Regions from separate parts of the Homo sapiens genome. Here region 1 is linked to region 2. Evidence: read pairs that join two places in POLR2A ChIA-PET (ENCODE). Cell type or tissue: Panc1. All regions are shown on one strand. Links, peaks and the distances in the headings refer to the core of each region. The heading gives the core; the rest is flanking DNA.

The links. ChIA-PET counts read pairs that join two places held together with the same protein. Peaks named below come from ENCODE experiments on the same cell type or tissue, not always from the same donor. Only the 100,000 strongest peaks of a DNase experiment are listed, where the experiment ranks them.
Region 1: POLR2A ChIA-PET joins it to region 2 with 6 read pairs; 18 of 35 experiments call an interaction of 5 or more read pairs at or near these places.

Annotation. Positions count from the first base shown.
Region 1 is chr11:62,535,514-62,538,411 of GRCh38, forward strand. AHNAK (AHNAK nucleoprotein) reads right to left here. Exons shown (of 5, transcript NM_001620.3): 2 at 956-1,054; 3 at 432-585. The coding sequence starts at 585. Among named protein-coding and RNA genes, the nearest start is that of AHNAK, 9.8 kb to the right of the region's middle. RefSeq lists an enhancer at 1-1,010. In Panc1, for the core only: no CTCF peak of the experiment used is centred there; no DNase peak of the experiment used is centred there; H3K27ac peaks cover 626 bases.
Region 2 is chr11:62,397,508-62,400,405 of GRCh38, forward strand. It overlaps a transcript of ASRGL1 not described here. Among named protein-coding and RNA genes, the nearest start is that of SCGB1A1, 20 kb to the right of the region's middle. RefSeq lists enhancers at 1-79, 747-1,391. In Panc1, for the core only: no CTCF peak of the experiment used is centred there; no DNase peak of the experiment used is centred there; H3K27ac peaks cover 2,325 bases.

The DNA.
Region 1 (2,898 bases), core at 315-2,814, 140 kb after region 2:
GGTGCATGCCTGTAATCCCAGCTACCCTGGAAGCTGAGGCATAAGAATCGCTTGAACCCAGGAGGCGGAGGTTGCAGTGAGCTGAGATAGCGCCATTGCACTCCAGCCTGGGCAACAAGAACAAAACTCCATCTAAAAAAAAAAAAAAAGGCCAACTCATTTGCCCAAATCTGCAGAGCTAGTGGGTGGTGGAGTCAGATCTGAGGACCAGGTGTCCACTACCCCACACAGCTGCCTCCCCTGAGGACCACAAGTGACAGACACAGAGTGGCCAAGGGAGGGCAGGGCTTGGGTACCAACCACCCTGATGCCACTGGGAATGGGCCCTCGACAGCCACTCACCCACTTCTGCCTGCTCCCTGCCCTTCCCTCCAACACCCCCACCGACCCCCCAACCACCAGCACCCAGTCCACACCCTGGGGTGACTCACCCTCCTTGACCACCCCAGTGCGGGCCGCAGGGGAGTTCTGCGTCACCTCCTGCACAAAGACGCCGTCGTCCCTCTGGGCGATGGTCAGCCCGTGGGAGCCACTACCCTGCCAGTTGGGCAGCAGCAGCTCCCGGGTTGTCTCCTCCTTCTCCATCTGGAATGAGGTGAGGAAATGGAACTGGGGTCAGTGGGGGTGGGAGGACATGAGGGCATGGGAAAGCTAGCAATCTCTGGCGCTGTGAACTCCAGGGAGTGGGGCCCTCAGCAATGCACCTGCCCCTGCAGCTGGCTCACCTGCCAGGTGAGGTGTTGGGGGTGGGGTAATTCGTCTCACGTCCTTCCACTGTGGAAGTTCTCCCAAGGCACAGCAAAGAAGATGGAAAGGAGACAGCAGAGGCAACTGGACCCGGAGGTAGCTGGCCCTTCATCCCTGTCCCCCACGGCCCCAGCCTCCCATCCACACAGGGCCCACCCTCCCCACATCCCGTCACCTCCGCCTCTCTCTGCCTCTCCCACCTACTGACCTTTGCAGGATTCCGCTCAGGAGCGAATGCCTTGCCAGGAGCCCGCCCCTCCTTCCTCTCTTCCCCTCAGTCTCTCTCGTCGGGAATCTCGGTCACAACCTAGGGAAAAGTTCACGATGATGCTCGCACTCCGGTCGGCAGTCTGCTTGCTCCAAGTCTCTACCCAAGGGATAGCCAGGTCCTCTGCTACCCAGGCCAGCTCAGAACCCGACCCCCACCACCGCCGTCAATTCCACTCGTCCATGACTCTCCAGCCCGGCATAGCAGAAAGGGGCTTCAGAGGAGCCAGACTTGCAGTCAGATCCTGGCTCTGCCTCCTTCTAGCTGTGGGACCCTGGCCAAGACACTTCAGTTTTCTGAACCTCCATTTCCTCATCTGTGAAAATGGAGGCAATAAAGGAGAAAAAATAGAGCACTGGCCGGCAGGAGCCGCTTCACATGCACACTCTTGCCACATTCTTTTTATTTATGTATTTTATTTATTTTATTTATTTTTTTTTTTTTGAGACAGAGTCTCGTTCTGTTGCCCAGGCTGGAGTGCAATAGCGGATCTCGGCTCGCTGCAAGCTCCACCTCCCGGGTTCACGCCAGTCTCCTGCCTCAGCCTCCCGAGTAGCTGGGACTACAGGCGCCCGCCACCATGCACCACACCCGGCTAATTTTTTGTATTTTTAGTAGAGATGGGGTTTCACTGTGTTAGCCAGGATGATCTCGATCTCCTGACCGCATGATCCGCCCGCCTCGGCCTCCCAAAGTGCTGGGATTACAGGCGTGAGCCACCGCACCTGGCCTCTTTTTATTTTTTTGAGACAGGGTCTGGCTCTGTCACACAGGCTGGAGTGCAGGGGCGCAATCACGACTCACTGCAGCCTCGACCTCCTGGGCTCAAGTGATCCTCCTGCCTCACCCACCCAAGTAGCTCGGACCACAGCCACGTGCCTCCACAACTGGCTAATTTTTGTATTTTTGGAGAGATGGGGTTTTGCCATGTTGCCCAGGCTGGTCCGGAACTCCTGGGCTCAAACAATCCCAAAGTGCTGGGACTATAAGCAGGAGCCACCACGCCCAGCATCTACCCACATTCTCAACCACAGCTTCAAGAGGGAGATGTTACTGTGCCAATTTCACAGACAGAGACTGAGTCTCTGAGAGAACAGCTTACCCGGGGTACACATGAGAGCACAACTATGCTGGGCTTGGACCCGAGTCTGTAACTCCTTTTTTTTTTTTTTGAGACGGAATCTCACTTTGTAGCCCAGGCTGGTGTGCAATGGCACGATCTCAGCTCACTGCAACCTCCCCCTCCCAGGTTCAAGCAATTCTCCTGCCTCAGCCTCCCGAGTAGCTGGGATTACAGGCGCCCGCCACCATGCCCGGCTAATTTTTTGTATTTTTAGTAGAGATGGGGTTTCACCATCTTAGCCAGGCTTGTCTTGAACTCCTGACCCTGTGATCCACCCGCCTTGGCCTCCCAAAGTGCTGGGATTACGGGCGTGACCACCGCACCCGGCCGACCGAGTCTGTAAGTCTTTTGCCTACTCCACCCCAGGTCTGCTGCTTGTAACAGGTGGGAGCCTCCTCAGAGTCTGCCTCCAAGCAGGAATGTCAGTGTTCCACCTCCCTCAGAGACAGAGACTTGGGCCACCCAGTCTCACCCAGTACCCAGGACCAGGGGGGTGCCTCACCAGCTGGCAGCTCTGGGAGCCCTGCCACAGGCAGCTGCCTGAACAAAGGAGGCCCCGGCCCCACCAGGCACCGCCCAAGCCCCAGAGGTTAGAGCCCAGCTGAGCCCACCTTGGCCCACAGTGAGTTCAGGCCTCCCGGCTGCCACACCAGGCCCTGAGCCAGGCCCTTATAGGTGCAAGCATTTAGTAATAAATTCGCCCTCCAGCCACAAGGTGAGCTGTCATCTGCAGGTGCCCTAGAAAGACACCAGGCAGGAC
Region 2 (2,898 bases), core at 120-2,619:
TACAAAATTAGCCGGGCATGGTGATGCATGCCTGTAATCGCAGCTACTGGAGAGGCTGAGGCAGGAGAATCACTTGAACCCGGAAGGTGGAGACTGTGGTGAGCCAAGATCACGCCATTGCACTCCAGCCTGGACAACAAGAATCAAACTCCGTCTCAAAAAAAAAAAAAAAAAACCACGGGAAAAATTTCCTATCAGCCAGTGAATATCACTATTAAAATCTTACTGTATATTCTTGCAGATCTTTTTCTGGGTGTGTATATGCATAATTATTTTTTCAAAAGTGAGACCATGCCATGTATGTTTCAGTTAACACTCTCCACCATTGCTTGCCAAGAAATGTTCACCTTACCTAATATTTGGTCAATATTCAAATTTCCCCAGTTTTCTCAAAAATTGTCTTTTTAGCAGAATTGTTCAAATCCAGCACCTTTCTTACTGGCACTGCTTGCTGGGTAGTTAGGGCCCCGGGCCCCTCGGCGTCGCATCTTCTGCTTGTCAGGCTGCCCCTCGTTGAGTGAGGGAAGCACCTGGCTGAACACCACCACAGGCGCTGGGGGCCAGGCCGACCATTTCAAACAGAAATGTCGACACCCTGCCACCGCAGGAGCCATGCAGCGCTGGCCTGTGGGCTGGGGAGGGTTTGGAAAGGGAAATATGGGTTGTGCCAAAGCACAAGGCCCCACCCAGAAGTTTGGCAAAGGGTGACTTGGAGTGAGAAGAGCAGGTGGGGAGCAAGTCCACCCTGCGCCACCACCAGGAAAGGACCTGCCCCCACCCTTCCTCAGCGGCCTCTTCCCAGGTCACTTCCCCTCATACAAAAAGCGTGTGTGCTCCCTTCCCAGCTCCCCTCACCTCAGCCTTTCCCACACAGCTAGGAGCCAGAGCTACCCCACGTGCTTGTTGGCCAAAGGGCCACTTTCAGAAGTGTTTACAAATTACCCCAGGTGGAGGCCACTCACACCAAATCCAGGAACATTTACCTCGGGCATAGAACCACATTCCCTGGCTACCCAGTGAAGATCCCCGGGGGCTCGAACCCCCAAATTCTCCCAACTTTCTTTGCAGACACCAAGTATTTCATCTTTTTTAAAAGTAAGAAACACCAAGGCCAGTTCCCCTCCTCCTCCCATCTGCTCCCCGCCCCTCCCCTGGGCCCACTCCCGCTAGCGGCGGCGGCTCATTGCAGGCCGGCATGTCTCCCCGGTGACCTCACCCCAGATCTGGCCTTTCTCTGTCAGGCCTCACAATCTTCCGGGCCATCTTTGTTGTCTTATCTCTGGCTTTGGCACAAATATCACACCCTGGATGCCTCATGACTAAAAGTCCATCACTTTCCCCAAGCCCTTTCCCTGTCTTCCCTAGAAATTCCAATATATGGCCAGGCGCAGTGACTCATGCCTGTAATCTCAGTTCTTTGGGAGGCCAAGACAGGCAGATGACCTGAGGTTAGGAGTTGAAGACCAACCTGGCCAACATGGTGAAACCCCGTGTCTACTAAAAATACAGAATTAGCTGGACGTGGTGGTGCAAAACCCCGTGTCTACTAAAATACAAAATTAACTGGGCGTGGTGGCACATGCCTGTAGTCCCAGCTACTCAGGAGACTGAGGCAGGAGAATTGCTTGAACCCGGGAGGCAGAGGTTGAAGTGAGCCAGGATCATGCCACTGCACTCCAGCCTGGGCGACAAGAACAAAACTCCAACTCAAAAAAAAAGAACTTCCAACATATTTGTCCACTGCTCTCAAGCACAAAGGGTCAGGACTCAGGGCAAGGCACCCTGCAGAACTGAGAATTCTCCCCACACTCGCCTCCTTAGCATTCCCAGCCCAGAGTTCTCACTTGGACTCGTGTAGAGAACAGGCAGCCAGTTCGTGTGATTGCAGATCTTCTGCTGTTGTTCTGCCGGGTGCCCCACCGGTGTGTCTGCACCAGCTCCTTCAGACAGGAAGCCTCCTTCGTGCCAGCTCTACAGTGGCCTCCCTGGCAAGGGGCTTCATTTTATTTGAGAGAAAGGGTACCAACACTGCTCCTGTCTCTAACCACCATGGCTACGGCCCTCCTGCCCCCTCCCCAACTCAGCCAGCCCCTGGCCAGGGTCTGCCTGCAGCGGGCTCAGATGGGGAAGGCATGAGTGTCCTGCTGGTGTGAGCAAGATGTTCCAGGCACCTCTAGGACCCAGCGGGCAGCACTGCCCTGACCTTCCTGGGGTCAGCTCCCAGGATGGGGTACAGTTGGCCCCTGGAGAGCTACCTGTGAGGGCTAGGGCACAAGCAGCATCAGGACTAAGCTGCAGGCCATTTGGTGCCACCCTGGCCCTGCCTGGGCTCTGAGACCCCATACCACACACAGCCTGGCTTTTGAGCCCATCTCAGCATCGAGGCTGCCCGTGGCGGCCACTAGGGTGGCAGCTGGGCCTGTGCTCAAGGATGAAGACCCAAGAATAAGGAAATCCCACCTCCTTCCCTGAACTCTCCACCCACACCAGTCCATCACAGCCCCTCCCAGAAGCGCTATCCCACCCATCCTCCAGAATGAGGTCACGCAGGGGGCTCCAGGGATTCCTCCTGCTGCCTGGATCCAGTCTAAACCCCTTGGCCGACTTTCAAGGCCCCATAGGCCAGCCCCTCCTGGCTGTAGGCCGGGTCCCCCACTGCCCCCCAGGATATGAGGGGCTCCCCAGGCCTTTGCACACCCAATTCCCTCTCCAGAAATGCCTTTCCTCCCTCAAAGGTCCTCACAGGGGGAACAGTAGTAACCTCTCTGAGAGGGTTGTTATGAGGATTGATTAACAACTGGAAAGTTCTCAGAAGTGTGCCTGCCCCTTCATAAGCCGTCGGTAAATGTTAGCTATTATTTTATTAACCATACCAACCAGAGTGAGCCGTTCCTTTTC